Linked DNA regions of Homo sapiens: region 2 is linked to region 1. The links are chromatin loops, found by intact Hi-C in ENCODE. Cell type or tissue: Calu3. All regions are shown on one strand. Links, peaks and the distances in the headings refer to the core of each region. The heading gives the core; the rest is flanking DNA.

Region 1 (5,382 bases), core at 141-5,140:
AAGAATTTGGGATGAGAAGGTATGGTGAAGTTGAGGCAAGGGGATGTGACAGTCACCAGCATTTTAGACTTGGAAATTCTTAGACCTGGCTAAGGTCACAGAACTAGTTATTGTTAACTAGACTAGATCATGGGACCAGAGCTGTGTGTCCCCACTTACAAATCAGCTGGGACCAGAATAGAGAATCTGTTCGTCCCTGGTCAGAAATGCTGATTGCATTTACACGTATTTTTTTCTTTTTCATATAAATTAATAAAGTGTCAGTAAAACTTTCTAATGCAGATTCCCTAGATGAGTGAAAAAGAGCTAAGACCAGGACATTGAGAACCCTAGGGACATAGTCAAGTATTGACTCCTGCAGAACAGCCCCCTGAAGCCACCTCTTCTCAATCTTCTTTCCATTGCATCTGCTTCATTGCAAGAGAATACTATGGTCTTGCGTGTGGTTTCTTTCTTTTTTTTTTTTTTAAACATACAAGTCTACTTTGAATTAAACTTCATTATTGAATTCGTGATTCCCAGATGCTCTCTTCTTAAGTTCACTGAAGAAGAAAATTAAATAGAAATGCACCCAGTATAAGAGAAATTTGTCATCCAATTGAATATATTAAGGTAGAAACCCTGGATGAAAAAAATCCCAGAGCATTCTTGGTCATAGTTTGGTGGTGCCTCGAAAGAGAAAAGATCTTGTAATCCCCAGGATGACATTCATTTTGGCAACCACTCATAAAGACTTCTTATAAAGTTACAGGGTGCTCTTGGAACCATGGTGGCCTTGTCCAACTTGTTTAAACTCTACTTGTTGATGAAGAATCTCCAAGATATGTGGTTAAGAGAAACGACCATGGTGTAGACCAGGGTGCATAGTATATGGCTATGTGGTTAAAGCTAAAAAGAACATCTGTAAATGTGCATATATGGTATATATAGGGAAAGATATACAAAAGCTGGCAAGCTTGCGTCAGGGAAGATGAGCCCAATGGCCACGGTCCAGGGTAGGAGAGGGACTTGCTTTTTACTGTATAGTCTTTTGTATCTTTTGAAATTTATACCATGTACCTGCATTATCAGTTCCAAAAAATTAGTTGAAACCAGTAACTGAAAAAATAACTACTTAATGAGCCCTCTGTCTACCCTTTTGGAACCCAGCTTTCTAAAAGAAGACAAAACTTACCAAACCAACTTATAGAGAAAAGTACTCTCACCCCTAGCTCATTTTCATTCCCTGGCTGACCTACCAGCAGAACCTCCGCCCCCCTGCGGCCCGATACCATCATTTTTAATGAAGTTAATTTTTATTTTTATTTTTATTTTTACTATTTTGATAACCACTTTCTGTGAAATAATAGTTTTTTTTTTTCAAAACTTGGCTCATATCTCCTTTTATGTTAGCAGTCATGGCATAGAAAAGCTGCCCACAGAATGACATACATCAAAAACAGTTTTCTGTTTAGACGGATAGCTTTAAGTGTGTGCAAACAGGTGCCTCTATGTGTGGAAGGAAGACATGCTAGATTATTTGGGGTCCACCTGCAGAGGAATGAGCTAATTTACAGAAGAGTGAAGCAGGCTCTGCACTGAAGGCCAGGGTTAAGGCATATAGCTAATGATAAAATAAATGAATGTGACTTTCTAAAAATGTCATGGGGGAGAAGAAAATGAGGAGGAAGGGAAAACTGGCCTCTATAATCTTGTAATGTTACAAATAGAATTGCCATGTGACTCAGATCTTCTCAGAGGTTAGAGGGCATAGGTCACTTTTTTAGTGGTGCATCTTTGTCATTAGACGAAGAATAATTGGGAGGAAATGATTTCACCCCAGAGTTTAAATTCCTCGGTCACTGCCTCATTTTCTTCCATAGATCCATAGGAATCTCCTGGGAGTGAAGTGGAGCCTGTGCATTTCCTAGAGTTGGGCTTTTTGGGGTTTTGGTTTGGATCTATGGTGTTGCTCTCTTGGGGACAGAAAGTATGGACAGGGCACAGGCGCAGAGACAGGTCACTCTCTGTGTTTCATTCCCGTCCTGACACTTTCTAGCTGTGTAGCTTTAGATAAGCCACGGGACATTTGTGGATTTGAGTTTTTGCATCTGTACAATGAGTTACTAATACTAAGCTGGAAGGGTGCTAAGGGGACTGAGTGTGAAAATTGGTATCAAGCTCTAAGAAGCGTTTCCTTTCCTTTTGCAGAGAGTGCTAGAAGGGAGACTGCTGTCCCCACAATGGCTGCAGCCCCATTCCTTTTTCCAAGCTGCCTGGGTGAACATTCCAGGATCCTGACATTCTGTGGAAATTGATGAGTGCTTGCTCAAAGGTCGATGATGTGCTACAGATGGCATCACCTGTTAGAGACAGAGCTTTCTCAAGAGGAGCTTTGATTTCCTTTACTTCCCGAACTGCTATTTCACAGTCTCTCAGTAGATGTCAGCAGCACAGCAAACATCTCACTGCCCATCATGGAAGCAGGTTGGTTCAAAAACTTTTCCAATTAAAGAAAAAAAAAAAAAAGGAATTAGTTCTTTCCTTTGCAATTTTCTTCAGAAGCCCCAGAACCAAAATGGTAAGATCTAGTGGCTTCAAAGTAGATTCCTGAGAGGATTACTCAGGGTGTGTTTGCATTTTAAAGACAACCTTTTATTCCCTGTAATGAAAACATCACCCCTGAGATGGCTAGGGATTATAGCAACCTTTTTGGAATTTTCGGCAAGTTTATCTCACATTTACTCTCTAGGCAAGAGTGAAATAATAGAAGATGTCCAATATTTTGCTTCTTCCTGTGAAGTAAATCAAAACCCTGGGAATGTTTTCTCCTAAGTTAATTAACTGATGTGTCCTCCTCTATATCTTCATTATATTCAATTAACCCTCTGATTGCTACTACAGACAACTGCCACAAGCTCAAAGAATAAGGCAGAGTTTTCTCATCAGAATGAAAGAGAAGATTTGAGCTGCTCTGGAGGCTGAGGTTTGAGAATCACTTGGGCCTGGGAGGCGGAGGTTGCAGTGAGCCCAGATTGCACCACTGCAGTCCAGCCTGGGTGACACAGCAAGACTCTGTCTCAAAAACAAAAACAAACAAACAAAAAAAGAATGAAAGGGATTATTTGAATTTGTGCCCTAGCAATATTTTGAGGTGATGTCCACCCAGGCTTTGCTTATGACATTTCCTACCTAAGCTGACTCCCCTTCCTGCTCCCTCCATTCTTGCCTGCCCAGCCCCAGGTATGATAGGAGCAAGGTCAGCACTGCTAAAGGTGGGAATGTCTCCATTGATGTACCTACCCTTTTGTCCCCAGTAATATAAAATTTTGCTCTGAAACTTTACTTGAGATTAAATTGGCTCTTGGGTATTATATTTACCTTGCTTCTGTTCCTTATGGCTTTTTACTGTGAGGAAGTTTGCTCCTTGATTCGTCATGTTATTTTTTGGCATTAATGTTCATTTCTTGCTGTTGCATTTAAATGGTATGTCTCTTGATCACTGCATTTTTCGGTGCCCCCTTCAATTTTACACCAAGGAGCGTGCCTCACTTGCTCCCCCTAGTCCTGGCCCTGGGAAGAATGCACCACCAGGTTCATCCACAGCAGAGGGGCCCCATGGGCTTCCCAGAGGCCCCGTGGGTTCCCAGATGGGCAGTGTTGTCTCACCCACTGTCTTCAGGAGGAGCTAGCCTTCCTCCGGAGAAGGCTTCTGCGCTGCAGGACTGAGTGCAGGGCTCGCAGAGCCTGTTGGGGGAGCTGGAGCCAGTGTCTCTGCACACAGTGGGCGGCCGCTCTGATTGCCCATCTAAGGAAATGCTGGGGTCCTGTAGGAGTCAGCTGCTGTAAACTCCTACGGCCTTTTGGTGAGAAACCAAAAGCAAAAGCAAAGTGTGTTTCTCCATTTCCAGGATTAAAATTAAGCAAAACCAGACTTTCTTTTTCTTTTTCCCTTTATTTTTTATTTTTTATTTTTATTTTTTGGTACATGGAGGTAGTGCGAATGCGTGTCTTAGGCAGCCGGGGAAGGGGGCAAAGGATGGGTCCTGCCCAGTGCTGGGCAGTTGCCAGCTGGCGGCTGCAGCAGTGTTGCTCCTCAGACCCAGGGCCAGAGCTGGCAACATCAATGGTAGGGAATAAAGCTCAGTGGGTACGTGGTGCCGGGAGCCTGGCTGAGCGGAGACCTCCCAGTGAAGGCTGCCTCCTCCCTGTGCCCCAGGCTCGTTTGGATCTGGAACTGCAGGTGCATACACGCTCCTTGTAGGTTTCTTATTGAAAAAGCAAGAGTGGACCAGAGTGTTGTTATCAACATGGTGTCATGAAACAAGGTCAGACTTGGATGTAGAAGGCCTGATTGCAGGCCCAGCCCTACCCGTGGCTGGTTGTGGTGCCTTAAGTAAGTCACTGGGCCTCCCAGAGACTCACCACCAACCTGCAAACTGGGGAGAATAGAATTTATGCTGCCCACCCTAGAGATATTCGTGAGACTTGACTGGTTAATATTTGCGAAGGTAAAGGTGTGTATAAGGTATAAAGACTCCACAAACAGAGGCATGATTGCTGTTGTGGTGGTTATTGTTATTATCATTTGCTCCAACTCACAGTCCATGGTCTTACAATGTTGCTTACTTCCTAATTAAGTAGGGAATTTACTATATATCTTTGAGCCTGCCATGGTGCAAGGTTCTGTGCTGTAAAGCAGATAATGTGTCTTCCCACGAAGGGCCTAGGAATAGGACAAATATATAGAAAACGGGAAGGTATGCTAGAAAGGGACACTATTTCAGGAGAGACAAGCAAGGGAGGAGCTGTTGCTTCCAGTTGGAGGAAGCCGGGAAGACTTCATGTAGAAGTAGTACTGGAGCTGAGGCGGTAAGAAAGAGGTGGGACATTTGCAGAGTGAGCTGGGGGGGATGGGAAGGCATTGCACAGGCAAACAGAAGCTGGGCCCTGCTGGGGAATGTATAGGGAAGCTGAGCCTTTCTTTGGTTGGACTGTGGGCAAACGAAGCGAATAGTGGGGCAAAATGTTGGAAAGTATGTAGGGGCCGGTCTGGTGGGGGGTGGGGATCTGATAGAGGTTGCTGTTGGCTTGACTAGGTTGCCTCTCAAATTCAGGTGTTGCTAATGTGATGTTATGAGGGGCCTTTAGGAGATGATTAGGCCATGAGGGCTCCTCCCTCATGAATAAAAGAGGCTTTGCGAGCTTTGGGCTTGCTTGCTCTTCCACTGCGTGAGGATGTAGCCCTCATCAGACCCCACATGCTGGTGCCTGGATCTTGGACTTCCAGCCTTCAGAACTGTGAGCAATAACTTTCTGTTCTTTACAAGTGACCCAGTCTGGTGTTTGCGATAGTAGCGTAAGTGGACTAAGACATGGTGGAAGGAGCATAGGCTTGGTTAT
Region 2 (5,382 bases), core at 215-5,214, 320 kb after region 1:
AACTTCCTTCACTGCCTGATTAAAGAACATTTTCTCCTCTTGATCTTAAACTTCGTTTTGCTTTTCCCCATCGGTGTTTTTTTGTTTTTTTGTGTTTTTTTTTTGAGACAGAGTCTCGCACTGTCATCCAGGCTGGAGTGCAATGGTGTGATCTCGGCTCACTGCAACCTCCGCCTCCCAGGTTCCAGCGATTCTCCTGCCTCAGCCTCCCGAGTAGCTGGGATTACAGGCATCTGCCACCACACCCAGCTAATTTTTTGTGTTTTGGATAGAGACAGGATTTCCCTATGTCAGCCAGGCTGATCTCGAATGCCTGACCTCATGATTCACCCACCTCGGCCTCCCAAAGTGCTGGGATTACAGGTGTCAGCCACTGTATCTGGCCAAAAAAGATATATATTTTGTCTATATTCAGCTCGTGACAGCAGCCACTTTTTGTTCAAGCCCCCTTTTTTGTTTTTTTGAGACTGTCACCAAGGCTGGAGTGCAATGGCATGATCACGGCTCACTGCAACCTCTGCCTCCTGGGTTCAAGCGATTCTCCTGCTTCTGCCTCCTGAATGGCTAGGATTACAGGCACTCACCACCATGCCTAGCTAATTTTTGTATTTTTAGTGGAGATGGAGTTTCACCATGTTGGCCAGACTGGTCTCGAACTCTTGACCTTAACTGATCCACCCTCCTCGGACTCCCAAAGTGCTGGGATTACAGGCATGAGCCACCATGCCCGGCTGTTGTTCAAGCTTTTTAAATCAAGGTAGGGACAAGATGTAGCGGAAAAGAACAGTGAATTATAAATGCTTCTTTGGTGTTCATCTTCTTGGTTTCAGTTTGTAAGATTTACAAGGCTATTACTTCCAAGGCTGCCTTAACACCTCTTCTCACATTCTTATTTCCTCTTCTCTTTCTTTTATCATCTAGTTTTAGTGTTTTCTCATATCCTCTACAGATTTCACAATAGTTAAGAAGACAGTCTTTGGCCAGATGCGGTGGTTTACACCCGTAATTAGGCCAAGGTGGGAGGATTGCTTGAGGCTAGGAGTTCAAGACCAGTCTGGACAACATAGCAAGACCCTGCCTCTACCAAAAAAAAAAAAAAAGTATCCAGGCGTGGTGGTGCATTCCTATAGCCCTAGCTACTCAGGAGGCTGAAAGAGGAGAATCGCTTGAAGCAGGAGTTCAAGGTTATGGTGAGCTATGATCACGCTACTGCACTCCAGCCTGGGTGATGGAGTGAGACCCTGTCTCTAAAAATAAAAAGACAGTCAACTACCTTCAGATTTCTAACAATTTGAATTTCAGCCTTTTCCCCCCAATTTGGCTAAGAAACTGTTTTTTTCCCACCTTTACAGTGTTTCTCCTCCCACCCCCCCCATTCTGTAATTATTTATTGCTTAGGATACATCTTGTTTGAAACCCCTTGCATAAGGGAACCTAAGCTGCAGCATGCTGTATTTATTTCCTTATGAAAACAATTTATTAGGCCTGGTGGAGCCAATATCCTGGAGTTGCAGAGGAGAAAAATAAATTCTTGCCTCATATTTCCTCACCTAAATAATAGAATGCAAAGCTGTAATTTTAAGGCATCAGCTTTATGTGAAGTTTGACTTTAAGTTATGAAACCATAACAGTTTAGGTTTCTTGTTAGCTGCAGTTAAGGGGAGGAAAGTATTTGTTAAGTTGAGAACTAGTCTTTAGAAATCAATGAAGGGAACTAAATGCAGCTCAAAGATCCCTCTCAAAGAAGATGCACTTGATTTTGACAGTAACCGAATGTCCAGCTTGAATGTCAAGTTTCTATGTTTAGGGGCTGTTTCAGCCTCAGGTGGCCCTGCTTAATTGCTTTCCTGTTCCCATTACTAACCATGATGACAGCCTACCTTTCCTAACAGATACACTTGCATTTTAATTTATCTTCAAAAATAAATCACACATTATAGCATTCCCCTCTTCTGGGCTAATTGAATCAGTTCCTTAAATGTCTCTACATCTAATGATTTGAAAGAGGCACATTGTTTGAAATATTTAAAAAATTAGGGCCCTCAGGTTGTATGCAGAATGATCTCAGTGCTTATTTCAGATATAAGTGTTTCCTAATGATCTCATTCATCTCAAATGGGATATGCCTGGCCACTTTATTTGAAATGTTTCCTGAAAACTCTAACAGGAAAGCTTAATGCAAAATATATTTATAGAGAAATGGTATTTAATTTATTAACAAAAGCTTATAAAGAGCTTTACATATTTTTATCCAGAAATGCTTAATGAAGTATTTGGGACCCATTATGAAAACTTCTATAAAATAAATCCACTTATATTTTTATTTAACCTGTATATTAACTTTTTATGTGAGATCTAAACTCTCATTTAATTATCCTTTTCCTTCTAACATCCAGAAGAAAAGAGGCTGAGACTGTGGTATTTATTAACCATAAAAATTCTCTAGATATTAAGTTCCTCATTTCTTGATATGGCCTCTGGTCACTATATTCTATGAGAAGAGGTATTTGGAGTTGCAGGGAGTAGAGTCCTAATTGGTTATGACTCAAAAAACTATGTTTTGATACAAAACACAGTTCTTTTCTTTTAAAATATACCCTCTACTTTTCAGGGACCCCGGAGACTATTTTAAACATGGGAACTAGATTTGCCTTTGTTGTAAGGCCCAGTTCCATTTCGTATATGTTCGAGAAGCTTCAATTTGGGTACTGGGATGAGCGCAGTACTTCATCAATAATCACACTTAACAGACAGGAAGAAATTAAAATTCCAGCTGCACCGCCTTTTCTGAAGGGCCTGAGGGAAAAGGCATTGGCGCCCCCTGCAGTTGATGGTGTGTATGTGCAACTGAGTATTGTCCATTCAAATAGCTTGGATTCAATGTATTTTTATCTGATACTGGTGAGAAATCCTTAAGAGATGTTATCATTTAATTTGAATTTGTCTGGAGAAAAAAAATCTCCTAGAGTCAGACAAATTTTAGATTTTAGTTAGTTTAGGAGGACTTTCTTTTGACTTACAGGAAAAGAACAAAAGTGTTTCTTAGCCAAATTTACCGTAGAAAGTGCAATACTGAGAACACTATGGTCCCACTCACATAGTGTTCAGAGCACTCTGTCACAGAGGAAGTTGCATGAGTGTGTCTCAGATTGGAAGCTACTGTTTTTATCTTGTGGGTGAGGAAGAATTATTAATAGACAGATTCCAGAATTTATTTCTCTTCTCGCTCAGTTAAGGACTTGGCGTGTAACTAAGTTGTCTGCTTTTTTCTTTATTTCACATTTCTTAGCTTTCCTTTTTCCTTTTACCCTTCTAAAATCCGTCAATTCTACAAATAACTCCTGTTATTATTAGGTTGGTGCAAAAGTAATTGCGAGTTTTGCCATTTAAAAGTAGTGGCAAAGGCCTCAGTTACTTTGGCATCAGCCTAATACTTAACATAGGACCCTCCGATTCCTAAGCTTCCTCCCCAAGTGCATCTGCGCTTATACAGCCACTCAACTCACAGGATCTTTGGACATAAGGAATTCTCACATGAACTTTGGCACTATTCGGGGCAGGGATCTGTATTTATATTCATTAGAAAATGAGGCTAAGTGAACTGTCTCTCTCTTTTTACATGCTGAAATGGGCCACTGAAAAGATAACGAGGAACACTTTAGACGTCCTGACAACAGAGGAGGCATGGCAGCCTCTTTTGTCTCAACCAAACGGTTTGCTGTGTGAAAGGCATAGAGTAAAACTGGGAGGCATTTAGGGCTGGAATAGGTACCCAATTTGGACATCTACCACCAAATGGCAAGGAGCGGTCTTGCTTCAGGCTGTATAACCCCACTTTCAGAGCATCTGTGTTTTCCTGACTGCAGTTCCTAAACCTGGATTTTTTTTCTCTGTCAGTCATCTAAGTTCAATTGAACAAATATTCATTGAGCATATACTATGTGCCAAGCATTGACAAAGAGTCTATGAAGAACCCAACGGAAGTTTGTGGCACATCCCTACCCTCAAATTCACAGTGAGGGTGGAATGACAGTAACCAAATCTGTGAAAATATTCACATGAGACAGGAAAGAAGTCAGAATATCCAGTGTACAATGAGAGTGAAAGAGGATGTCTAAAAGGGGACAGCCCATTCACAACCCACACACAACCCACGCACAAATATTTTTGGGGGGGCCTCCCATGGGCATTTATAATCTTCTAAGTGCTCCGAAGAACATGTGTCACAAAAGATGAAGAGAATATTTTCCAGAACATAGCCCAACAAAGAACTTCTTTGACATTTTTTAGTGTAAAGGTAACTGACGGTATCTACCAAATTAGCAATTTGTAAAACTGGAATTTCTAAAAGCAAATACTTGGAGCTGAGATTACCTCCCACTTCCCAAATTCGAGTTATATGATCTCAAGTATAATACCCTTTGGTATAGACCTAGCCAGAAGAGATAATAGAGGTGAAAACAAGGGCAGCTTATTTTTTTTCCATTAAAAGCATTATATATAACACTATGTCATGTTTCTAGTGCATACACACCTACTGTAGAGAGGTGTTGCCACCTACTGTTGTTTAGTCAGGGGATCAGACAGTCATGGAATAGACCGGTGGTTTTCAAACCAGGTTCCAATTGTAATTTAGGGAGCTTTACAAAATACGGATGCCTGGTCGCGCCTCCAGAGATTTCAATAAGTTTAAGAGGGAGCTTAAGGGATTGATATTTTAAACAAACTTTCTGATGTCTAGTAAGGCACAGCCTGGTTTGAGAACCACTATTTAACCCCCAGAAGGTTAACCATGTGGGATTACTTGAATCCACTCTAAACCTCTGGATTGGGCAGATGGATTCTGTGCCTTTCCACTTCGTAGTGCTCTTTGATTTGCTGTTTTTAATTTAGTATTTGAAAAACACATCCAGCCTCAAATGGATTGACCTTTCTGCTAATGTATTTCACCTAAATTAGCAGAGGCAATTAGCTAATTTATATTGGAATTGTGCACTTTCCAGTTCACATTTATCAACTCTTAAATGCTTGATCTGGTGTTGCAGTTTAAATTTTTTATTATTACCCTTTAAATCTGAAGTAATGTCTTACATCTAATTAGCCAAACTTACATATTCAATTAATAGATTCATTATGGGCTAATGAATATGGAGGCAGCACTAGGGCAACATCTGCCTGCCAGTTGAAATGACTGAAACTTTTCTGCTCTGAAGAAAGGAAAGAGTCTGTTCTATAACTTAAATAGCTTGAATTTTCCGTTTTAACATTTCTGAGTACTATACTGCTCTTAAGGAGTTTTACGGACCTGCCAAGATAGGAAAGTCAATATGCTGTCCAGAGAAACCTGCCCTTGTAGAGGAATATGAAATTCAAAATTGCAAA

Evidence for each region. A loop is a pair of places that touch in the nucleus more often than their neighbours do. Peaks named below come from ENCODE experiments on the same cell type or tissue, not always from the same donor. Only the 100,000 strongest peaks of a DNase experiment are listed, where the experiment ranks them.
Region 2: it touches region 1 in a loop (12-fold over the local background); 72 of 110 quality-filtered maps call a loop at or near these places.

Annotation. Positions count from the first base shown.
Region 1 is chr15:57,748,981-57,754,362 of GRCh38, forward strand. It overlaps LOC105370834 (a long non-coding RNA gene), which reads left to right. Exons shown (of 6, transcript XR_001751554.3): 4 at 2,191-2,466. Among named protein-coding and RNA genes, the nearest start is that of POLR2M, 45 kb to the left of the region's middle. RefSeq lists enhancers at 2,229-2,981, 3,404-4,000. In Calu3, for the core only: CTCF peaks have their summits at 2,431 and 3,510; a DNase peak (open chromatin) is centred at 2,421.
Region 2 is chr15:58,068,197-58,073,578 of GRCh38, forward strand. ALDH1A2-AS1 (ALDH1A2 antisense RNA 1) reads left to right here. Exons shown (of 3, transcript NR_147215.1): 3 at 2,612-4,509. Among named protein-coding and RNA genes, the nearest start is that of ALDH1A2, 5.2 kb to the left of the region's middle. In Calu3, for the core only: a CTCF peak has its summit at 2,806 (motif pointing left); a DNase peak (open chromatin) is centred at 2,805.